Linked DNA regions of Homo sapiens: regions 1, 2, 3 and 5 are each linked to region 4. The links are chromatin loops, found by intact Hi-C in ENCODE. Cell type or tissue: PC-3. All regions are shown on one strand. Region 1 has its middle 94 kb from the start of TPRG1-AS1. Region 2 has its middle 40 kb from the start of TPRG1. Region 3 has its middle 110 kb from the start of TPRG1-AS1. Region 4 has its middle 28 kb from the start of TPRG1-AS1. Region 5 overlaps TPRG1 (tumor protein p63 regulated 1).

The links. Peaks named below come from ENCODE experiments on the same cell type or tissue, not always from the same donor. Only the 100,000 strongest peaks of a DNase experiment are listed, where the experiment ranks them.
Region 1: a loop joins it to region 4, with 4 times the contacts of the local background. A loop is called at or near these places in 3 of 110 quality-filtered maps.
Region 2: a loop joins it to region 4, with 4 times the contacts of the local background. A loop is called at or near these places in 37 of 110 quality-filtered maps.
Region 3: a loop joins it to region 4, with 8 times the contacts of the local background. A loop is called at or near these places in 3 of 110 quality-filtered maps.
Region 5: a loop joins it to region 4, with 5 times the contacts of the local background. A loop is called at or near these places in 6 of 110 quality-filtered maps.

The regions. Positions count from the first base shown.
Region 1 is chr3:189,038,851-189,043,850 of GRCh38, reverse strand. It overlaps a transcript of TPRG1 not described here. Among named protein-coding and RNA genes, the nearest start is that of TPRG1-AS1, 94 kb to the right of the region's middle. In PC-3, a CTCF peak has its summit at 2,168 (motif pointing right); a DNase peak (open chromatin) is centred at 2,160.
Region 2 is chr3:189,129,828-189,134,827 of GRCh38, reverse strand. It overlaps a transcript of TPRG1 not described here. Among named protein-coding and RNA genes, the nearest start is that of TPRG1, 40 kb to the left of the region's middle. RefSeq lists enhancers at 2,319-2,388, 1,826-3,025. In PC-3, no CTCF peak of the experiment used is centred here; a DNase peak (open chromatin) is centred at 2,227; H3K4me3 peaks cover 426 bases; H3K27ac peaks cover 851 bases.
Region 3 is chr3:189,050,578-189,055,577 of GRCh38, reverse strand. It overlaps a transcript of TPRG1 not described here. Among named protein-coding and RNA genes, the nearest start is that of TPRG1-AS1, 110 kb to the right of the region's middle. In PC-3, no CTCF peak of the experiment used is centred here; no DNase peak of the experiment used is centred here.
Region 4 is chr3:188,973,316-188,978,315 of GRCh38, reverse strand. No RefSeq gene overlaps it. Among named protein-coding and RNA genes, the nearest start is that of TPRG1-AS1, 28 kb to the right of the region's middle. In PC-3, a CTCF peak has its summit at 2,218 (motif pointing right); DNase peaks (open chromatin) are centred at 2,205 and 3,215; H3K4me3 peaks cover 1,770 bases; H3K27ac peaks cover 1,130 bases.
Region 5 is chr3:189,230,515-189,235,514 of GRCh38, reverse strand. The region is part of intron 3 of TPRG1 (tumor protein p63 regulated 1); the gene reads right to left. Among named protein-coding and RNA genes, the nearest start is that of TPRG1-AS2, 7.6 kb to the left of the region's middle. In PC-3, a CTCF peak has its summit at 2,066 (motif pointing right); a DNase peak (open chromatin) is centred at 2,094.

The DNA of each region.
Region 1 (5,000 bases), 66 kb before region 4:
CACTTTTCTTAATGACATCCTTGTGGAAACTTTTGGCTCCAATAAGCTTTGGATCACAACCCAACTACTAGTTTTAAACAGTGATTCAACCACTAGCCCCAAGCAGAAATGCCAATGTCACCGTGCCCTCCTTCAATTCAAGAGTGGGTGTCATAGAATTCCAGTGCCATCGCAGTGCCTAAATTGAGGTGGTGTCAATATATACAAGCCAGTCTCTGAAGGGAGTTGTCGCCCAAAAAATTGTAATGGAGTTAAGCAGACGATTGGCTTTTATGACAGTCTGCTTCTTAGTAAGTCAACAAATTGTTCTTCCATCAGGGGTGAAAATATGAAAAATAAAGAGAACACTTAATGTCACAGAAGGTCAGATCCCATAAAGGGCCTGCATGATATGCAGTCCAACCTTGTCATTTGTGTGAATGGAAAAACTGAGGGCTAAGAAAGAAACATCTTGCACGAGGTCACAGAGAAAGTCAGTGGAAGTGTTGAAAGCATCTCCACAATCTGACACTCCTCATTCCAAGCCTCAGGGTCTTTGCAATACCCTTTAAACCGTACTCTTTAATCTGTATCCCCATCATGTTGTTTCCCCAAAGAAAGAATTTTATGTTTATTAAAACTCAGGCACCATGAGGCCCTATGTTCAAGCCAATATTTTGTGGTTTAGATTCATCTTTCGGTTTGGATTCAATCTATATATAGTTTTCCTTCTATTTTTTGAACAGGGCCCATTTAATTGTGACCTTGTGAAACAAGGTGAAAGTAGAAAGGCCTTATAGTTAGCAGATCCCATAGTGTTCTCCTTTGCTTTACAAAATATTTGGAGAATAAACAATGGGTGAACAGTGTGGTCATTGTCTCTGGTTACAAACGGTGACAGGCACCGGGCTTACTCTAGCTTGTTTCAGCTGTCTCCTTTATGGAGGTCTTTGGGTTGAGACCAGGGTTTCCTTGACAGCTCTTCTGGTGAGCCACCACGCAACCTCCTGCTTGTAGCTCTTCCTTCCTATGGACCTCAGTTTCCTCATCCATAAAATAAGGTTCCTCCCAGCCTTAGCAGATTACATGTTGTTATATGATGATTTATCTCAATGCCTAAAGAAACTATTTAGCTTTCCATTGTGTAGCATACTTTTCTTCAAGCATGATTGAGTTCATTTTCATGAGGGATCATCAAGTATGCCTCAAGCAGCTGAGATACAATATAAAGAAGCAGTGAGAAGACCTGGGTTGGTGAGCCAACTCTGACCCCTGCTAGCCCAGAGATCCACACAACCTCTCCAGGACTCTATTTGTTCATCTGAAGATACAACGTCTTCCTCCTTCCTCTTCATTCAAAAAGTATTTCTTGAAAATCCATAATTAACCAGGATTGGCATGAGATTTTTGAAACATAACAGATACCTAAGTAACCTATAAATTATTAAACATCTTATAGATAGAAAATGTTATCAATATTTTACTCACCTCTGACATAAAGCTTATTATACACCTAGCAGATCAGGATGACCCAAAGAGGGATAAAACACAAGGTAAGATACTAGAAAAATAAAATTAACCAAAAAAGCTGAAATTGGAAAAGAAATATATTCTTGATAGTTCAAAAAAGGACGTTAAGGTTGTCATTATAGCTAAAAGTTTATCTTTCTTTGACTTTTTAATACTTGTTTTATAATTTCAGATTTTTTTTTAATTTCTAAAATTGAGGATATTTTCATTGTTCAATGTTTAGGGCTTCTTAAGGACCTAACCTTAAGAAGATAGGTCAATTCCCATCAACATGTGTTTACAGAGCTCCCCAATGATTCAGAAACAAGCTGCTAACATTGGCATTAACAATACAGAAGCATCCTAAGGCTGGAGGTAGGGAAGTTGATTTTCATATCAGAATCCAAATTATTGGGTGAGGCTCAAGCAATGGCCTGAGATGGTATTTTGAGAGCAAGAGAAGGCAGTGTCTAGTTGTATATTTTACGTTCAACATCCTAAGGAAATAAACAGTTCTGCAGCAACAGGGACAGCTCAGCATCTGAGTCTGAGGCCTTTGTGCATGGCAGTTTCAGAATCTGCTGGGGTTTTCCCCAACCCTTCGCCTCCACTTGAAAGCAGATCTAAGGGCAAGCTGGTCTCTCAAAAAGAAATCACATTCTCTCCTGCCACCAGAGGGCCCCATCACCAGGTAACATGGCAGAAAATTGCTGGCATCTGAGTAAAGGGCTAAGACTAGGAAGCTTGTTCCACCTCCCCACATGGGGTGAGAAGGGAAGCCATGAGTGCCTTGCCCATGCCCCATGTGCAGTTTTGCTTTGCTCCCTAATTAGAAACAATAATATCTCCCACACATTGAGTGCTTACTTAATCACAATAGTCCTGTGAAGTACGTGCTAAAGAGGCTCAGAGTTGTTAAATAATCTGCCCAAAGCATACAGCCAGAAAGGGAAGAGCCAGGATTTGAATCCGAGACTCTCTGATTTCAAAGTTCAGATTCTTAGTTGCAATACTATATTTTTCCTGTTACTTGAATAACTCAAGCAGCTTTTAGTTTATCATTTGGGACCTAGAGGTGAGTTTAAGGAATGCAATGACCATGCTACATGAGAATCCAGCTTATGAAATGATCCTCTTTCTAGGGGGAGGTGGGCTCCTTCCAACTTAGCAAGAAGGAAGCAAAGAATTGGGAGCAATAAGGAAAGAGGAAGTAGAGGAGCCTAGCGACATCCTAAAATGGCTGTGGCTCAGGGGTTCCCTGATTCTGTTTCCTTTCACCAAATCTAGAGCTGTGATGTTATCCAGGCTAAAGTGCAAAGGCACCCTGGTTCAAGATGCAGGTGCTCTCAGCCTAAAATGGAAACAGTCAGGGAAAGACCAGAAGACTGTGGAGGGGCGACCAGGGCTGAACAGGCTTGAGGAGCCTCTTGGGAAGTAAGTCAATCTAAGGAATAGCTGCCAAAGCCCAGGCAGAGATGCCTGAAAAGTGCCTCTGAGCAATAGAGGAAGAATGACACTGAGGACCACCCTTTGACTCATCTCGTGGCTCAGTCCCTAGGGACTTGTGCCCAAATCATGGGGAAAGAAAACAACCTGGATGGAATGTTTTACCCATCGTTTCTTTAAGACTTTGAGAGTAAGGGATCATACCACTGTGGGACCAGTGTAACAGACAATGGTACAAGGTTGGGAGAAAGGGGTTTTTTCCATTGCAGAAGATATGAGCAGAAGTAGCACCAGTATCAGGGGGCAAGAACAGCAGTACTCTTAATGGTGGACAGAATGGCATTGTGCTCCCACTGAGAGATGCCAAGAGCCTTAGCCACAGCAGGAAGCCAAGCAATGGCCTGAGGTGGTATTTTGAGAGCAAGAGAAGACAGAACCCTTGGTATAACTCTCTTGGCACCATCCATGGGGAATACCACCAGCAGCAACAGTGATGAAACTACCAGGGAAACAAACATTTTGGCAACCAAAACTGAGGAGGCTTATTTGTCCATCATGTATACCTCTGGGAATACCTGTAAATAACTAGGAGGATGGCTAAAGAAGGGATAGAAGTTCAATATTTCGCTGTTTTCCTAAATGTCTAAGGAGTCATAAAAGTCTATTTAATTTTCATTAAGATTAATTCACTTTCATTAAAATTCGTTTCTTTCATCTACCACAATGAGGCCATTCAAGAGAAAACATGACTTATAAAAAATGTAACCCCCAAATTTGGAGTTTAGTGGAGGCAAGCTAGGTCCAAGAGTTATAACCTGGCCCTAGGGTGTCAGGGAGGCAGCTTTCCAGGCATAGCCTCTATAGAAAGAGCTTACATAACTCCCTTAAGGAAGGAGTAATGTATCTTAAAGTAATGGATCAATGGTCTGGTTCCAGTAGATTCTTGAGGTTTACATATAAGGAAATGCATGTTTGTAGGAAGAATTCCATAGCAGACTGGAGCTGTGTTACTTAACTTTAGAGGCTACTTCTAGCTCCAATGTTCTGTTGCTCTTTGAAAAGTCAAAAAAAAAAATAGGAGTGAGAAGAAGATATCAGAATGATCTCCTTTCCAAGGTGCCATCTGAATTAAGACAAGCTTCACCTATTTTTCTGGCTTTCAGTAAATGACAAAAAAACAAGTGTACATTCTCTCTCAATGATTTGATCTTCAAAACTAGACTTCTGCTAAAATTGCAAAAACTTTGTGGTTTTCAATAGAAATGTTCACTGTCATGTTCTCTTATGAAATTGCTTTCTTTTCACTACACAGAAGGAAAGATCTAAAGAGGTCTCCAAATTTCTGTTGGGGCCTCTAAGTGTCTGCACTCAGTGATGTCACAGATTTCTGTTGTTTAGCTATCACTGAAACCTATATTGTATCATTTTCCCCTTTCAGTTAAACGTTGCCCTCATCTTGTGGTAACCCTCATTTTTTAAAATGCTCCTTTCAATTTCTAACATCATTCATGTATTTAACTTCCCAGAGAATTTCACAACAGGGCCCTGAAAGTTTGGAGAGTGCCAGGAACAAGGGTGTACCTGGGCCTTGACAATGCCTAGGACTGGGGTGGAATGGAAGTAACCTTTGCTTTCTTCTTACTGAAGATTCAGCAAAGAATATAAGCCTACAGAGAGCCAGCTCTGGGTTCACTGTGCTCCATTTCTTTCTGAACATTTCCATAAAGCAACACCTCCCTACCCAAACTGTAATGCTATTTCATCTAGATAGCTATATCCTTGTATATGTCACATGTGACCCTGCATAGGTTTCCCTCCGGGAATTTCTGGGTCAAGGGGTATATATATACATATACTTCCAACAGATTGCCCTCCAGAATGGCTCACCAGTTTCCACTCCCACCAGCAGTGCATGAGGATTCTCATTTTTTCACATCTGTGCCAACAATGATACCATCTGACTTTCTCATTTTTACCAATCTGATGGGTGTAAAATGAGTCTCATTATGGTTTTAATTTATAGCTCTCTCATTACTTATGATGTTGGGGATGTCTTCATGAGCATG
Region 2 (5,000 bases), 160 kb before region 4:
GGCTCTAGTCATGACTAGATCAGTAAATCACTGTAAGTCCTAGTGAAAATTATTTACCTTTCATGTGGCTCTATTAACATATGAGTAAAATGTATTTAAAATAATTATACCATCCAGATGCAGTGGCTCATGCCTATAATTCCAGCAGTTTGGGAGGCTGAGGAAAGACGATTGCTTGAGGCCAGAAGTTTGAGACCAGCCTGTACCACATTGTGAGACCCCAACTCTACAAAATTTTATAAATTAGTCAGGTGTGGTGGCATGCCTCTATATATAGTCCCACCTACTTGGGGAGGCTGAGGTGGGAGGATCACTTGAGTCAGGGAAGTCAAGGCCGCAGTGAGCTATGATCATGCCACTGTGCTCCATCCTGGGCAACAAAGAGAGGCTCTGTCTCAAAAAAAAAAAAAAAAAAAAAAAAAAAGGATACCCCCACTGCTTATTCCTAGGGCTGTTAGGAGGGTTCAATGAGATTGGTTCATTTTGTGAAAGATAACGTTAGTAATGGATACTACTTGTACTGAACATACAACTTAAACTGCTGAAACTTTGAAGGGCCCTGAATACTGAAGAACATAACATGTTCATTTTGCAGATGAGGAAACCAAGCCCCAGAGATGGCAGGTGATTTACCCACGGTCAGACACACAGCAGGGACAGAGCCACCAGATAAGGTGGAAGCTCTTCCTTCCTGGTGTCACTACTTTCAAAGACCAAGGGCTGGGACCTTGACTGGAAACAAACCATACAATGGAAAGAAACTATGGGTTGAATAGCTAACATGTGTATTCAACATTCCAAGCAGCAATAAAGCCTGCAGTATGAGTAGTCCAGATAACACTATTTGCCTCCACACTTCTATGAAGTGAGCAACTTTCTTTTGTTGTGTCAACTTGAGTTGGCCACAGTCTTCAGAGTCTCACACACCTCCACTCAATGACTTTAACATACACTAATCCATTCTGTGATGGTGAATACTTTTATTTATATTAATATCCTCATAGACTAGGTTAGAAATTCAGATGCATTAACACAACCCTCTCCTGTAGATCTTCTCTTGTCTAGCTCGAGATGGAATGCTGTAAGTGAGGAGCCATGTGTTAGTTTGTTCTCACACTGCTATAAAGATACTGCCTGAGACTGGGTAATTTGTAAAGGAAAAAGGCTTAATTGACTCACAGTTCCACAAGGCTGAAGAGGCCTCAGGGAACTCACAATCATGGCAGAGGAGAAAGCAAGGACCTTCTGCACATGGTGGCAGGAGAGAGAAGTGTAGGCAGGGCTTATAAAACCAACAGGTCTTGTGAGAACTATCACAAGACCAGCATGGGGGAAACCACCCTCATAATCCAGTCACTTCCCTCCCTCAATACGAGGGGATTACAATTCAAGATGGCATTTGAGTAGGGACACACAGCCAAACCATATCAGGCCAAAATTAATTTCTTTCCTGAACTGTGGCAAGAGGCTTCTAACTGATCTTGATCTTGCTCCTTTGCCTTTTCCTCTCTGGAGTTGGCACTATTATCTTCCCATAACGTTACTACTTCTTCTCTCCCTGTCTCCCTAGCACACAGCATAAGACTTCAAATCTTCATCCTGGCATTCAAACTCTTTCCAGATCTGATCCCAGTCTCTTTCCAGTTTTATTTCTTCTACTTCCTTATTTGTATGTTACATTTCAACCTAAATTAGACTCATTGCTAAATCCTGAATACACACAGGCCTTTCTTTACACTAGTCTCTCCTCTGGTAGACCATTCATCAAGACCCACCTCTGTTTTCCTTGCACCATCATGGTATCATGTTTTTCCTGTTTTCAGTACATATTTCCGTTCATAGTGTCATGGTATGTGTACTGGCCCCGCTTCCTCATTAGAAGGTCCTCATGTTGATTATATCTCCATCCCCCACAGAACTTAGCTCAGTGCCTGGAAACAAGTCTCTTCCAGAAAAAACTAACTTACATTATTTGAGGAAAAATAGACATACTACACTGGAACTGAAGACCATCATACTAAAACTTTTTAAAATAAACAGCTTTGGCTAAAGATGAAAGTATTTCCATGCAGCTTCAAATCAGATTTGAGTAGCTGATTCTCCAGACAAACGCTAGGAAAATTGTTTTACCTGTTTTCCCGCCTGACAGTTCAGTGGCCTAAGTTGCTTTGAAGTCTATAAAATGGCCAGTATCTCCAATCTGAGCAATGTTTCCTTTCCAGACAGGAAGACTGCTGCTAAGTACAGAAGCCACGCTTGTTTTTGCGGTCGGGCTGCAATGGTGACTCATCCAGTAAAGCCAGAGACTGTCTGTTTTGATCTTTCACTGTTCAGAGACTCTTTACAGTTGTAATTTGCTTTCTTTCTCTCTCTCCCTCATCACCTCTGGTGACTTATCAGAAGGGTCGCACACATTTGACAAACGGAACCTGTATAAGGAGAGAGAGAAAGCACGCGATCAAACACGCTTTCAGCTAACGCCCAGGAATAGATGCTTGTGTTTACAGCTCTGATGATAGGGTTCCAGTAATGACTTGGCCTTTTTCTCCTTGATTGAATATTCCCTTGGGCCTGCCAGTCCAGGCTCCTGTTATTTAATGAGGACATTGGAGCACAACATCAAGATGTCTGCAAAAATGACCTTTCTTTTGGGCTCACTCCAAATGCAAAGAAAAGAAGAGACCAAGTTAGACAGGGTGGTTCTGGAATACAGCTTTGGAATTTGTCCTTTTCCCAGAAGTTCAGAATCAGGGAGTCGTGCACTATCAGAGCCAGAGAGAACCATGGAGATGATCTAGTTAAAAGTTTCATTTTTCACATGGAGAAACTGAGGACTAGAGAAGAAAAGCAAGTTGCCATAAATCACATAGCAGTCACAGCAAATCTTAGTTAGTATTCCTTTGAATAGCTTGAGACAGAAATTAACCATTGGCTAAACGTTGGCTTTAAATAAAAAAGAAGCTTTCCTTAGTTTCTCCTGAGTTATACTGTGGCACTATTATGCTCTCCTTTTCCTTCTCAAGGAGATGAGAGACAAGCAGCACAAGCATAATAATATGCCTCTGGCTATAAGTTCAATGTCTCACTCTTAGCTTTGAAAGCCAATATAGGATAAGGATAAAGGTCAGTGCTGAAGGGTCTTAATGAGGACAATCTCAGAGGTCCCAGATCTGCCTCATTCACTGTGTATCTGCATTTTGGCTTCACCTGCAAAATGGGGGATTCGTTTATTGACTGAGCATTCTTAGAAAGTTGAAATGAGAAAATATGATCAGAAAGTGCTCAGTAATATAAAGTCCTACTGCATTTGTGAGAAGAATTATTATTATGTTATCAACTGCTATCTACATGGTCTTGTTTCCTTCAAGATGGAGATTTTATATTCTCAAATTATTGTAATTTTGCCTTTTAGTGAGCTTTTTTCTAGACAACTATATATATATAAACACACATATAGATACACGTATATACACGTATACATATACACACATGAATATTTATATATAATTCCAACATTAGAATGTATCATATTTACATAATATCTTAAATGATATTGCCTTTTTGTAATGTATAGAAGTAACTCATTAGGGATTTCTTTAGCACCAATTTAAACACTGAAGCCCAAGTTGGAATCTCCCTGAGCCCTCCCATCAGTGAAATTACTACATAATCGCTGCTCCGATTTAAAACATTTTTTAGAGTAAAAGGTAAGATTATTACTAATTATGCTGCCAAAAAGGATAAATCTGAACTGTTCTGGGCAAAGTGGGACATACGATCACGTTACTTAGAGTTGTGCAGAATTTTAGGTATTTTACCGGCCAGAGGTAACATGGCATGAGGTAAAAAGTACACATCTCATAATCAGAAGTTTTGGATCCTAGCTCAAGATCCACCATTGTTAGCAAAAATCACATATGGCCCTGAACCTCACTTTCCTCTTCTCTAAAACGCAGGTCATTCCCTGCATCTCAAACTCAGGTTATGACCTGCATTTGAGGAAGAATGTAAATGAAAGCCTGTTATAGCTGGAATATATAGCTCTACTGTTGGATTTTTTAAATAGTACTTTCAAATGGATTTTTTTAACAGACATTGGTACTCTTCACATCACATTATGAGTGTGTCCTAAGCAGTTCATATTCTGCCAGAATATATAAATGGTTGCTTGATAGTAGAGCCCTCACACTCACAGAAGGGAATCTACATTTGCCTCTAGTTTCATCCTATTACAGTCCATGTCAAGGGACTATTGGTGTTCTCTTTCATGCTGTTGTTCAGTTTTATTAACTACTGGTTAAAATAATCTGCTACGTTTTGACCATGCCAGGCCATTTTCCTCTGATAACATTTGAGTTACTGAGATTATACCTGTAAGGTCCATTTTAGGCCAGTTAAGAAAGCACTGAGAATAGAAGTTTAATTTTTTCAGGTACTACATGTAAGTTAATTCACCATTTCCTTAATGAGGAGCAATGTTTGAATTCTCTGAAGCCTCATAATCTCTCCCAGGCAGAAAGGAATCATGGATCCTAAAGACAGTCAAAATAGTTATTGTCTAGTTGAGTTCTTCTTTCTATAAATTATGAGAAAGATCTCATGGTGCTTATAACCCAACATACTCGGTACTATGCATGTGCCTAGAACCCATGGCACATGATGTATGTGCCAAGATCTGTACATACATCATGATCATCTGGTTGAGGATATTCTATATTACTCAGAGCTGAGCTTGCCATGAGTGCTTGATAACTGCATTACAATTCACTTATCATTGCCATAGTCATCAACATAATCATTTATCAGTTCAACATTCAGCTGAGAAGTTTTATTATCCCTCTTATGAAGAGTACCTTAAGTATTATCTTTGATTTATCAGCCTCCATGAGATTTTTTGTGCATTTCTCTTTCCTTCACAATGCCTAACACAAGGCCCTGTATAGAAGTAAATGTTTGATCAATGTTAGTAAAATAAGTAAAATTATTTTCATACTCCTTCC
Region 3 (5,000 bases), 77 kb before region 4:
AAGATGGAGAGTTTCCTTTAACAAATGACTGGTGAGTGAGGAATATAAATGTTCTAGCTCCCCTGCACCTTGGTTGGGACAAATTTTTGGGACTACCTACACGCTTCCCAAAACTTCCCTGTGAATCAGAGCCTGAGTGGGCCCTTGCGGACCTCTGGTTGATAGCGTACTCTGACTTGGCCTCCTTTTCTATTGGTTCCACTTCGCTATTACTCTACAAGTTATTCTTGGGAACATTTCCTTAAAATTCAATTTCACATGGATTTTTGCCTCAGGGTCTGCTTCTGAGGATCAAAACCTAAGCTAGGAACAGTAGAAGGTCTTTGGAAAGAAGAGGAAATAAGAGATAACACTAGAAGAAAGACAGTGGTACTTTTAGACTGGGCATTAAGAGATCTCTTCTAACTACCTGGGGACCTTAGAAAAGGATCTCATATTTCTAGCCTAAGTGTTCATAGACAAAACTTTTAATTTAGCCAGGAGAAACTCTACAACTAAATACTAGGTAGCATTTTATTCAAACAGATAGTTTAGTTAGAGAAAAACTGTACACACATACCTCATTTTAATGCACTCCACTTTATTGCACTTTGCAGATGGTGCATTTTTTACAATCTGAAGGTTTGTGGCAACTCTGCATTGAGCAAGTCTATTGGCACCATCTTTCCACCAGCACATGCTTACTTCGTTTCTCTGTGTCACATTTTTGTAATTCTCAAACTATTTTAAACATTTTTTCATTGTCATTATTATCCTATCTGTTATGGTTATATATAATCAGTGATTTTTGTTTTTTAAGAGACAGTGTTTCACTCTGTCACCCAGGCTGGAGTGCAGTCACGCAATCATAGCTCACCATAACCTCTACCCTGGGCTCAAGTGATCCTCTCACTCAGCCTCCCCAGTAGCTAGGACTACAGATGGGTACCACCACACCCGGCTTTTGTGTGTGTGCATCTGTGGGTGTGTGTGTGTAGACATTGTTGTCTTACTATGTTGTCCAGGCTGGTCTCAAACTCCTAGCCCTGAGGAGTTTGCCATTTAAATTTGTCATTTTATAAGAGCATGGTTTGTGGCACGCCAAAAATAATTACAATATTAATATCAAAGATCATTGATTACAGGCTAGATGCAGTGGCTTATGTTTGTAATCCCACCTCAGCCTTTCACAGTGCTGGGATTACAAACATAAGCCACTGCGCCTAGCCTATAATCAGTGATCTTTGATGTTAATATTGTAATTGTTTTGGGGTGCCACAAACCATGGTCTTATAAAATGGCAAATTTCATTGACAAATGTGTATACTCTGACTGTCCTACCAACTGGTCATCCTCCCGTCCTTCTCTGTCTCCTTAGGACTCTCTCCTCTTTGAGACATAACAATTTTGAAATTAGTCCAATAAATAATCCTACAATGACTTGTAAGGGTTAAAGTAAAAGGAAGATTTGCATGTCTCTCATTTTAAATCAAAAGCTAGAAATGATTAAGCTTAGTGAGAAAAGAATGTTGAAAACAACAACAACAAAAAAGACTGAAAGCTGAGCGTCTTACCCCAAACAGCCAAACTGTGAATGTAGAGGAAAAAATCTTGAAGGAAATTGAAAGTGCTACTTCAATGAATACACAAATGTTAAGAAAGCAAAACAGCCTTATTGCAGATACAAAGTTTTAGTGATCTGTAAAGAAGATCAAACAAGCTACAACATTCCCTTAAGCCGAAGCCTAATCCAGGGCGATGACCTAACTCTCCTTGTTACCAAAACACAAGGGTCCAGTCTAGGTCCTGTTGCTCTTTGTTACCAAAACACCAGGGTTCAGTCTAGGTCCTGTTGCTCACCACACAGAAAGCCAATCACTGAGACAATGAGTATTGGCTTTAACTGGGTACTGCAGCCAAGATGGGAGATCAGTCTCAAATCCGTCCTCCTGGCAGACTAAAATTAGGGGTTTATATAGCAGAGAAGAAATGTAACCACATATGGGAAAACAGAAATTAGGGAGGAGCAAGGAGCAGGAGTTGGTCAACAGGAAGTGGAAGGTCACTTAGGCAATCATGGTGGGTGCGGGGTCTGGCATCTTATTGTCCGTATGCAGTGATCTGGTAAGTTTCAATTCCTTGATACTATCCGGGAGCCCAAATGTTTGGTTTCCTGAGAAAGAAACTCGGATAAGACAAAAATAATTTCCTCAAGTTTCAAGACTGGGAGGGTCAATTTCTATGTTTCCTCAAAAGAAACCATAAACATCAGTTCTATGAGAAAATTGGGCTGCTTTTATCTTCAATTCTATGAAGGCTAAGACAGGTGAGGAAGCTGCAGAAGAAAAGTTGGAAGCTAGTATAAGTTGGTTCATGAGGTTTAAAGAAAAAAGCTGTCTTCCTAAAAGTGCAAGGTGAAGCAGCAAGTGCTGATATAGGAGCCACAAGTTATTCAGAAGATTTAGCTAAGATAATTGATGAAGCTGGCTACACTAAACATCTGATTTTCTTTTTTTTCTGTAAGTTATTGGGATACAGGTGGTATTTGGTTACATGAGTAAGTTCTTTAATGGTGATTTGTGAGATTCTGGTGCACCCATCACCCAAGCAGTATACACTGCACCATATTTGTAGTCTTTTATCACTCACCCCTCTTTCACTCTTCCCCCCAAGTCCCCAAAGTCCATTGTATCATTCTTATGGCTTTGCGTCCTCATAGCTTAGCTACCACATATCAGTGATAACATACAATGTTTGGTTTCCATTCCTGAGTTACTTCGCTTAGAATAATAGTCCCGAATCTCATCCAGGTCACTGCAAATGCTGTTAATTCATTCCTTTTTATGGCTGCATAGCATATATATATATATAATAGTTTCTTTATCCACTCATTGATTGATGGGCATTTGGGTTGGTTCCACAATTTTGCAATTGTGAATTGTGCTGCTACAAACATGCATGTGAAAGTATCTTTTTCGAATAATGACTTCTTTTCCTCTGGTAGATACCCAGTAGTGGGATTGCTGGATCAAATGGTAGTTCTACTTTCAGTTATTTAAGGAATCTCCACACTGTTTTCCATAGTGGCTGTGCTACTTTACATTCCCACCAGCAGTGTAGAAGTGTTCCCTGTTAACCACATCCATGCCAGTGTTTACTGTTTTTTGATTTCTTGATTATGGCCATTCTCGCAGGAGTAAGGTGGTATCTCATTGTAGTTTTGATTTGCATTTCCCTGATCATCAGTGATGTTGAGCATTTTTTCATATGTTTGTTGGCTATTTGTATATCTTCTTTTGAGAACTGTCTGTTCATGTCCTTAACCCACTTATTGATGGCATTGTTTGTTTTTATCTCACTGATTTGAGTTCATTGCAGTTCTGGATAGTAGTCCTTTGGCAGATGTATAGGTTGTAAAGATTTTCTCCCACTCTGTGGGTTGTCTGTTTACTCTGCTGACTGTTCCTTTTGCCGTGCAAAAGCTCTTTAGTTTAATTAGGTCCCAGCTATTTATTTTTGTTTTTATTGCATTTGCTTTTGGGTTCTTGGTCATGAAATCCTTGCCTAAAGCAATGTCTAGAAGAGTTTTTCCAATGTTATCTTCTAGAATTTTTATAGTTTCAGGTATTAGGTTTAAGTCCTTAATATATCTGGAGTTGATTTTTGTACAAGGTGAGAGATGAGGATCCAGTTTCATTCTCCTACATGTGGCTAGCCAATCACTCCAGCACCATTTGTTGAAAAGGGTGTCCTTTCCCCACTTTATGTTTTTGTTTGCTTTGTTGAAGATCAGTTGGCTGGAAGTAATTGGGTTTATTTCTGGGTTCTCTATTCTGTTCCATTGGTCTATGTGCCTATTTTTATACTAGTACCATGCTGTTTTGGTGACTATGGTCTTATAGTATAGTTTGAAATCAGGTAGTGTGGTGTCTCCAGATTTGCTCTTTTTGCTTAGTCTTGCTTTGGCTATGTGAGCTCTTTTTTGGTTCCATATAAATTTTAGAATTTTTTTTTCTAATTCTGTGAAGAAAGATCCTGGTATTCTGATGAGGATTGCTTGAATTTGTAGATTGCTTTTGGCAGTATGGTCATTTTCACAATATTGATTCTACCCATCCATGAGAATGGAATGTGTTTCCATTTGTTTGTGTCATCTATGATTTCTTTCAGCAGTGTTTCGTAGTTTTCCTTGCAGAAGTCTTTCAACTCCTTTGTTATGTATATTCCTAAGGTGGTTTTTTGTTTGTTTATTTGTTTTGCAGCTTGTAAAAGGGGCTGAGTTCTTGATTTGATTCTCTGCTTGGTCGCTGTTGGTGTATAGAAGAGCTACTGATTTGTGTACATTAATCTTGTATCTGGAAACTTTGCTGAATTATTTTATCAGTTCTGGGAGCTCTCTAGAGAAGTCCTTAGGGTTTTCAAGGTAAATGATAAATATCGTCAGCAAACAGTGACATTTTGACTTCCTCTTTACCGATTTGGATGCCCTTTATTTCTTTCTCTTGTCTGATTGCTCTGGCTAGGACTTCCAGTACTATGTTGAAAAGGAGTGGTGAGAGTGGGCATCCTTTTCTTGTTCCAGTTCTCAGAGGGAATGCTTTCAACTTTTCCCCATTCAATATTATGTTGGCTGTGGGTTTGTCATAGATGGCTTTTATTACATTAAGGTATGTCCCTTGCATGCCGATTTTGCTGAGAGTTTCAATCATAAAGGAATGCTGGATTTTGTTGAATGCTTTTTTCTGCATCTATTGAGAGGATCATGTGATTTTTGTTTTCAATTCTGCTTATGTGGTGTTTCACATTTATTGACTTGTGTACGTTAAACCATCCCTGCATCCCTGTTATGTAACCTACTTGATAATGGTGGATTACCTTTTTGATATGCTGTTGGATTCGGTTAGCTAGTATTTTGTTAAGGGTTTTAGCATCTATGTTCATTAAGGATATTGGTCTGTAGTTTTCTTTCTTGGTTATGTCCTTTCCTGGTTTTGGTATTAGGGTGAGGCTGGCTTCATAGA
Region 4 (5,000 bases):
CAAAACACAGTAGACTAACTGAACAAAACACCACTAATCAAATTTCACTGAAGCCATGAAAATGCAAGTGATCGAATATCAAAATTTATTTTCATAATGCCTGATTTGTAATAACCCTATCATCTCTTCTAATCCACTGTAACATGTACAAATTGCAATTCTCTAAACCTCCTCTTCCCATCTGTAAATTGGATGAAGAAAAAAGGAAAGAAACACAGAACAATACTACCTCTTCTACTCTTTTTTAAGAAATTCCTAGGAAAAACAAGAATACTTCTTATGAAGATGCTGCTGCCCAACTTTATAATGCACTTCCCTTTTATTCCAGGTCACATAATAAATGGTCATACCAAAACTGTCTCTTCCGCATGTTTTAAATCTAACACAATCCAGTAATAACCAAGAAACCCAGTGAATAGACGCTCTTGTAGACTGTATCTTAAAGGAGACAGTTTCTACCCCCACGCCAGAGTGACAAAGGCCAGAGGGGTCAGTCAAATCAAACTGTGTGTTAGGGAAAACGGAGGCTTTAACTCAAAGACTTTCTACAAACACTAAGTTTATGTCAAGGTTAGTGTCACAGAACAGACTAATTGGTATCAGATGCTATCATGCTGTCCTGGAAGTATGAAGAGTGAACGGGTACCTAATGGATGGGATGAAAGGATGGAGAAAAAGCTTGTGAGCATGTTATGAAAGGCTTCAGTGAAGAGTGGAGATGTCTTCCTTGAAGTGTTGACATCTGCATTAATCAAGGTGTCTCTTCAATTAACTAAGTGACGAGTGGCTGGGTGCAGTGAGGTATAAAGAGAGTGCTGTGGGCAGAAGGAACCACATTAGCAAGAGCATGGAGACAATGAAGAGCATGGTGTGAAGGAGAACAAAAGAACATACGAATGATGAATGAATGAGTAAATAAATGCTGTGAAATAAATAGGTAACATTGAGGGGCACTGATGGCATTTGAGCAGAAAAGTGACATAGTCAGACAAATGAACATGGCAACATCATGCTGCAGGGCTCGGTAGTATCAGAAGACAGATAAGCCTGTGACTTCTCTTATTTTTCCTATATGGTCAAATTTAACAAGTTTTATCATAAATTTTTTGATGTGCATCTTCCCCCGTGAGAACAGGTTCAAATTCTCTTTTTGTCTTGTTCACTTCTATATTTCCAGCACCTGCTAGATATCTAGTATACAGGAACCATCCAATCAACACGTATGTTGAATGAATGAGCACATGGATGAATAAATGTATAGAGCTTAAGGAAGCCTAGGACAATGACAGCGAGGACAGAAACAGATGTACCAATGCAAGTCTTCATGCAGTATTAAAATCAACATCATTTGGCAACTGCTTTAGATTTGGGGATGCAGGGTTGGGGCAAAGGTGACAGATTTTGGGATTAAGCTTGTTTGGGTGGGGCTGGAAGGTAGCACTCACAAGAGCAAGAGTGGGACCAGGTTCAGAAGGAGTTGAGGTTGGCTTTGGTCCTGTCAGGTTTGGGTTGCGATGGCAATCTTGTTTAAAATGTCCAGAAAAACTGGGAATGCAGAAACTGGGGCTCAAACGAGAAGTTAAAGCTAAAAAGAGAGGTTTGACTGCTCCCTCTAAAGAAGTATCAGTTAAAGCTGTGGGCAAGGATGGACTTGTCCAAGAGGGAGGGCGGCGAAGAGAAAGCAAACAAAGATAGTGCCTCAGGGAGGAAGGCAAGATGAGCTGAAGTCTGAAGTTTGAGAACCAAGTCTTGATCTCCTGATCCAGTTATCTGATCTCTTATGCATTCAGCTGTCCCAGAAAACACCACAGATCCTTGTTCTGCCTAGGGAGATGAGTCCTTTAAATGCATGCTGCATTTTAGCCACTAACTACAATCACCAATTCTTGCATCAACCACTAACAGTGGCTCAGAGATTGCCACTTGAGGCTGCACATTGCAAACTTATTTTCCCCTCTGATGCTATTTAGTTTCTGATGGTGTTATTAAAATAAAAGGCTATTTTTTAATGAGCTGGGAGAGAATCCACTTAACCGAATTGTTCGTAAAAGGAATAAAACACGTCAAGACTCTGCTTAGCGCCAATCCACCAATATAGGATCCTGCCTTTGCAAGAACCTTCTTATGTAAATATTTACAAGGAGAGTAAAAAAAGAAAGCGGTTTGGGGAGCCACCAGATGGAATAATACAAGAACAAACTTGAACACAGTCAAAATGGGCTTCACCAACAACAGGCGTCCTCTTAGGAATCTACCATTGCCTGGGGGGGTGAGAAAGGAAGAACAGAGAGTTAAAAGGAAAAGCGGCTTCTGGCAAAGCTTCTCTTGGGACTTATTTCAGCTAATCTCTGAAAACTAGGTTTTCGTTTCTATTAAAATCTTCAAAAACAATTTATAATAAACCCTCTAATAGTATTTATGAGTTAATTCATTATCCGTCACTTTTGCCTCTCTAACCAAGCTCTACTGTTGTCTCCCAAAGATTTTCAAAGATGCTGCTTTGGTGCTCATGGGTGGTTAAGCAGGAGTGAAGCTCTCTCCAGGGTTCTCTTCCCCAAGTCCCAGGCTGGCCCCTTTGCATTTGACTTCTGAGGCAGAAGAGTCTGTTCACGCTGCCGCACATGAGCCTATTATGCATTGTTTCCATTTCTCCGTCTACCTTGAGTAGCCTAATTACAAAGCAAGGAGCAATAACTGATATATCTATTATATGATGTTCTTGCAGCTGCTCTTTACCCTCCCCTCCCATCTCTCTGGGTCCCCTATGTAACCATTTTCTGACTCAGAGCACATTTGAAGCAAACTTGGCTCACAATGCATTTTGCAAATAAACCACAAAATAACATGATTGTAAAAAATGTTAACTGCAAAAGTAATAAATAAGAAACTAAATAAGTACGTAACCACAGAGCCTTGTCTGGCTCCTCGGCTCGCTGACCACAGCAGCTCTCTGTTGTCCGTCCTCACTACGGGACAGAGTGAGAACGCTAAGAAAAGGGGAAGACACACCATCCTCGCCCAGGGGTCTCATAGATGGAAGTTACACATAGATAGATTGTTCTCTCATTGTAAGACAGAAAGTTTTATGTCAGAGCTCCCCAATCTAGACAAGCATTGTCAGAGAAGAGGAGAAGCAGGCTGTTTGTCACCATGGTTTCATGTTCACCTATTGCTTTTGTGAGCACCTAACAGGGGTCTGGCTCTGTGCCTGGAGGCATACACATAGCATCTCATGTCACTCCTTAGCAACCCTCAGATGTGGGTATGATTAGTCCCAGTGCACAGAGGAAGAAACGGAAGTCCACCAAGAATCGAATAGCAGTTAGACCACAATATTTCACAGATGCTGCAAAGACTTTATACAGATGAGAGTGGAAAGAGGAGAGTGCAGCAGAAATACGCTGTGATGTCCTTCTCCCCCACCACCACTTCCAAGCCTGGCTGTTGAGATGTGCCCAGTGTCAAAAGAATTGGGGATTAAAACACCAAAGCCTAAATATCAGACTTGCCAATTATTTTACTTATATTTACTTTGAAACCCTGCCAGTCTAAAGACCGTCTTCACCAGAAGACTTCTGTGGCTGGGAAAAATCTCTCAAGGCAATGACCAGTGTAGTCCAGTCGAAAATGAAATGGGAAATTGAAAGCTAGGCCTGAAGCTGAATAATACAGTGCAAAATTTTCAATTCAGGGTCAGTACACAGTAATATTTTATGCCTCAGGACAGGGCTTAAGTATTAAGGACAGAAAAAGAGTCACTAATGTTTAATACATACAGAGACAGCAGCACGCTAGGCCCTATGGCCAGGACCCCTACATCACAGAACCGTGGAGGACCCTATTCACATTATCAGCTATGAATAGTGTCCCTCCTCCAGGGTCACACAACACACATGACCTGCAGAGCCCAAAACAGGCTTTTCTCAGGGAGATACCAAACACAAAACAAAAACCAGGGAAAACACAGTCTCAAGTCAATTACCAAGCAAGGGAAAGAGAAAGGTCCACATGCAAATGACAACTAGGGGAGGGGGTAGTTATAATTGCTCTGCATGAATTGAGAATGGAACCACTGCCCAGTTTACTAAGCATGCTCACATGCATTCATGCCTTTTTTTTCACAATAGCTCCACGAATAAGGGTTATTATTCTTATTTTCTGAATGGGAAAACAGGGGCTCAGAGAGGGGAAGGGACTTTTCTAAAATTTCCAACTTTTAGGTTGGAAGCCAAGACCCATATCCAAGTAGCCCCTGCCTCAGAGTTTCTCCCACTGCCCCCTCACTGGCACATTGGAAATGCAGAAGAAGAAGCATCAGCAGGAGCTCCGTGCGCCAGACTCCAGAGGGGAGTTGCAGAAAGCCTCAGTCAAGGAAGAAGCAAAAGAAACCTTAGGAGTGGAGGAGGCATAGACGCGATAAGCAGGAGTTTGGATGAGAGTGTATGACATAATGTGATCCACAGAACTTTGGAATTTATTAAAAGTCAAACCAAATTATTTCTTCTCTGATGAGCAGCATTCCAAATACTGAAGGTTTATGGTTTAAATACAAACTCCATTGTAACTCAATTAGGATGGAACTATTTCTAAAATCGATTATGCATTTGTCTATCTTCTAAGACAAAGCATAAAGAAAATAATTTAGCCTTTCACAAGGGGGCACACTGTAGGCTGTCACTTTCTTCACTGCAATATAATATATGATGACATTCTAGAGGACTCTCTAAATTTAAAGCACCTCTTGACTCCACACTCGATCCGGATTGCTGTGATTTTTAAGTGACTGAGGATTCGCGGCAGGGGTTCTGTTTATCTTGTTTTCTGTCTCCTCTCTTCTTATCAAGTCATCAACCTTGTACTTGTCTTCCTTTTTAGTAGGCCTGCCTATTGTAACCCATTCTTCCTCATCAAATGTGCTGTTTTGGGTCTTGTATATATCTATAGGTAGCCAAGTTTATTAACAGTTTGTGTAAACTAAAATTATTCAAGCTCTGAGTGAG
Region 5 (5,000 bases), 260 kb before region 4:
CAAGCTAGAGACCTGGGAGTCATTCAGACTCACCGTATTTCCTCACATTCCATGCCTAGTCCTACAAATTTTACTCCTAAGATAAAGATGTCAACACCACCCACCTCTCTCCATCTTCCCTTTCACTCTTCTAATTCAGTCTTTCATCATCTGCTGCCTAGATGATTGCAATCACTCTCACTCTAGGCTTGGGTTACTAGTCACCCAAACCTGATTTACTTACATATACTCTTGCTGCCTTCCAATCCCTTCACCCTACTGCAGTGAGGGGATCCTTTGGAAAAAAAAAAAAAAAAAGCAAACCTCATCTTTACCGCCCTACCCTGGTTCAAAACACTTCAACAGTTCTTGCTTTTCTGAGAAATTACAAAAACCTTACCCTGGTCTAAAAGTTTCTGCAGGGTCAAGCTCTACCTACTTCTTCAATTCCCTCTCAGGCCAAGTCCCTCCACTCCATTTCCTTTATCTTCTTTCAGATCCTTGTATTCACTGTGCCCCCTCCAACTTAAAGGCCTTTGTACATGCTGTTCCCTCTGCTGGCAATGTTGTTCATGAATCTCCACCTAGTTAACTCTGACAGAGCTGAGCTCCATTACCCTTTACTCCAGCAAGCCTTCTCAAACCTCTGTGGCTACTTGTCTTCTTTCTGATATACACTTTCAGACCACACATATTTCCCACTTATGGTACTTACCTTGGATGCTATTGTATAGTTATTTCTATGATTACATAATTAATGTCTGTCTCCCCTCCTATACTGTAAACTCTGAAAATACAAATTCAGTTCTTAGCCTTGTGTCTCCAAGGTTGTAGTATCCAAAACATACTTCTGAAATGAATTACTAAAAACACAAGCTATCCTGGCACTGCACAACCTATATGCCTTGGTTCATGCTGTTTGGGGAACCCGACTTTCAGGTTTATATATTGCAATAGTACCCCACAAAATAACGTATTTTCTGTCAATAAACAATCAGTAACATTGCGGAAATGTTCATGCCAAAATAGTGAGAAAGAGCAGGATACAGAATGTTACCTGCGGTATCCTTCCGATTTTGTATCAACAACAAAATAATCCACATATCAAAATGTTAACAGTGATTATTTGTAAGTGGTGGAATTTCAGGTGACTTTTATTACTTTTTATGCTTTTATTTGCCAGAGTTTACTTTTTCTGACCATAAACACATTAAACTTTTTGATATCAGTGGCATTTTTTAAATAAATTACCCATCCATAGGTTTGCAGCTTAAATGCTGTCTATTCCATGGAAACTTACCCTCACCTCCCCTACCCACAAGTGGCTAATATCTTTCCTCCCTTTAAATATGCACAAGGCCAAGCGTGGTGGCTCAGGCCTGTAATCTCAACACTTTGAGAGGTTGAGGTGGGAGGCTCACTTGAGCCCAGGAGTTTGAGACCAGCCTGGGCAACACAGGGAGACCTTGTCTCTACTAAAAATAAAAAAATAAGAAAGATAGCTGGGTGTGTTGGTCCGCGGCTATAGTCCCAGCTACCTGAGAGGCCAAGGTGAGAGGGCCACTTCAGTCCGGGAGTTTGAGGTTGCAGTGAGCTATTGTAGCACCACTGCACTCCAGCCTGGGGTACAAAATGAGACCCTGTCTCCTTCAATCAATCAATCAATCAATGTGCACATGCCTCTATCAGTGCTTCAGTTGTGGCCCTAATCACAGTTTTCTCTATGTTACAGTGCTTTCTATCCTACCCATTCCTCCCTCCACGCATATTAAATGGATGCCTCTCTAGTGTAGAATCAGTGCTTTATTTTTATCTGTGTCTCCTCACTGTGCTCAGCAAAGAGTCAAAGAGAGAGTAAGGGCTCAACAAATGAGCAGGTCACAGAATGAAAAATATAGAACCATGAGATCCATTCCCTCTGTTGTGAGAGCCCGTCTTCCCTGGCGAAGGAGTCTGTGCATCTCTTCCAGTTGCCACTTTTCCTCAGCACCATTATCACTTCCCCAATTGAGGAGATGGAGCCTAGGTTCTCCCCCAGATAAAAAGGCACCTGAGAACTCGTGAGTCTTCAGTTTCCTGGGATGACAACAGTTTCACCAGCAGAGGGCAACAGGCAACTAGGAATCACAGGCTGGATCCATCCTGAGAGCTTCCAGTGCCCACACCCAGTTACTCAAATCATCACAGATGCCCTCCCAGTGGCCCCAGTCCCACGCCCAGCAATACTTTCAGTTGCTCTTTTAAAGCTGTGTCAAATTATTTTGTGGTTTGGAAATAATTTCCTTCCAAGAAAGATTTTATTTTAATATTATTCTCTGTCTCCCTCTCTTGCACACAAACACACACACACACACACACACACACACACATACACACTCAGTAGAGGTATCTTCCTTTATATTAAATAGTTACTATTCCTAATTTACAAATCAACCTTCATGCACCCTTCAAACCTCTTAGCCCAGCCCTTGAAAAGATAGTATCTTGGCTAACAAGGAATCAGCAACCCAGGAGGAAAAAACTGAATCATTCATTCCACACGTATTCCCTGATCACCCACTGGGTTTCAGGCCCTGAAGAGGATCCAATTTTGTTTTGCTCTTCAAACACAAACAGATGAAAAATGCACGGCACTAAAGGAAAGCAATTTCTCTCCCTCTGAGTTAAGTGGAGTCGTGGAAGACCTTTAGCTAACTAATCCACAGATTCACATATTTTTCTTTCAGTCATTTGGTTCCTCTTCCCCTGGGTCTTTCCAATTTGCTTAAAATAGAGGACTCTCAAAGTAAACACAGGATACTAATAGAAACCCAATGGTCACCAACCTTCCCTGTTCCCAGGTTTCCTGACTTGACTCCCTGGAGTTCACTTTTCCCCCCACTATCCCATGCAGACAGTCACATACCAGGCTCTGTACTAATTACCAGGAACAGAGAGAATATTATACCATTATTAAGGAATATACAATCCTCTGAGATGTGAGGGGGAATATGTAAGGAAGAGTAGTGTGGTGTAACGAGGCTTGACAATGGTAACTCAAGCCCACAGAAGCTGAACTCAGGTCCCCAGATTCCCAGCCTCTTGCCCATAGGGCTTGCTACTCCATGTATCTATTCGATGCCCTTGAAAAAGGTTATCTTATCAACCCTTCATTTCCTGCTGTTTGGTAAAAATCTCAAGGTTGGAAAAGCACAAGTTGCAAAGTACGAATGATTCTTTGAAATGTTCACAAGGAAAGGACTCAGGAGTATTTATTCAGGAGTATTTATTCATTTTGTTAACACTTCTTTAAGGTGCACTTAGTATAAGACAGACAGAGTATCCCCATAAAAGACAGGTAGGAAAAACCTGGAAACACCCATTTATGTATCCCTTAAAAGCTACTTTTTCTCTTTAGTAAGGAAAGTCCTACCATGAGTTCCATCATATTGTTCCAGTTGATTACAGAAAAAAAAAGTGGCCATTTTTTTCTTTATAAAACAAAGGGCTTTGTAAGTTCTAAAAATACAATAAAAATCACAAACATTAAGTTTTAGTTGAAAGAGATAGATATACACCCAAACACACACACACACACACACACACACACACAAACCAGGTTTGAAGCTTCTGAAATTTACATGAACTGAGGAATAATTCTGCCATGAAGTTTTCTTAGATTATAACAACAGAAGCCTCCATATATTGAGGGTCTTCTATGGATCAGGTATTGTGCTAGTAGCTATGCACATATCATCTCTTTTAATCTTCACCAACAATCCTGATAAATACAGATGAGCACAAGATTCCTGAGCAGTGACGGGCTTTCTATCACACAGGTCTGGGGTTGGAAATGCAGCTCTGCCACCTACTAGCTGTATAATCTTGTAAAAGTTACTTATCCATTCTAAGATTTGGTTTTCACGTCTCCAGCATGAAGATAATAATAGTGTATTCCTCATAGGACTGTTGTTAGGATGAAAGAGATATGACATACGGAGAATTTAATGCAATACCAAGCACACAAAAATGTTCAAATATTGTTGGTTATTAATATGATGGTGACGATGATGAAGATTCTTCTAAATCCCTTAAACACTTTGTATATTCACTGAATAACAAATGAGTTAATGAGGGGGTGAGTGAAGTAAATCTACTTAAAGAGAAGTCCTCAAGCCTATAATAGTTTTCGGATATACAAAATATTTTCATTTTAATTTCCTAAAAAAATTAAAAGAGAAGTCATTAATTCCATATGTATGTGTGTGTGCATATATATATATATATATATGTTTTATAGGTGTTTGTATGAGAGAGAGAAGAAAAGAGAAAAAGGTTTCTGTCAGTTTTTCTGGCATAACTAGTTGTATTTTTATTATACTGCAAGTTACTGGAAGTTATACTTAAGTTACTCTGACTTAAAATACAGACCATGCATTATATGTAAAGTTCCCTTTGCAGGTGACTGCTGTGGAACACCTTATAAGTAAGAACCTGGAAAAGTTGGAAAAAAGATCCAAATGGAAACTCATGAGAGTATCAGTTGAAGGAGTTATGCTACATTCATTTAGATACCCTAGCCAGAGAAGCCAATGGAGGAGGCAAATACGAGCCCCCATCAGAAGACACAGGGCAGCAGCTCAGGATGATATTAATAGCTGAAAAGTGAAGTTACTGATTTGTGATTGAACTTCTTCTCACTACGTGGCATAAAGAAGGCATTTCTTTAGAAACCCAATACCAAGTAATCAGGCCAGAAGTAATCCCCCTACTGATCCAATAAATATTAATTAAGCCACTATTGCACTCCAGGCACTAGTGGTATAATGGTGAACAAAACAAGCCCCTATTCCTCTGGCGCTTACATTCTAGGAGGGGACACAGACAAAAGGAGACAGACACATCAATACAGAGACCTGGAGAAAAAGGAAATAGGAGAATACCCGGGAGAATAGTATTCTAGGTAAAGCGAAATGCTGTTGCAAAGGCCCTGAGGTGGGATCCATGGAGGTCCATGAGACAGAAAGGAGGCCAGCATGACT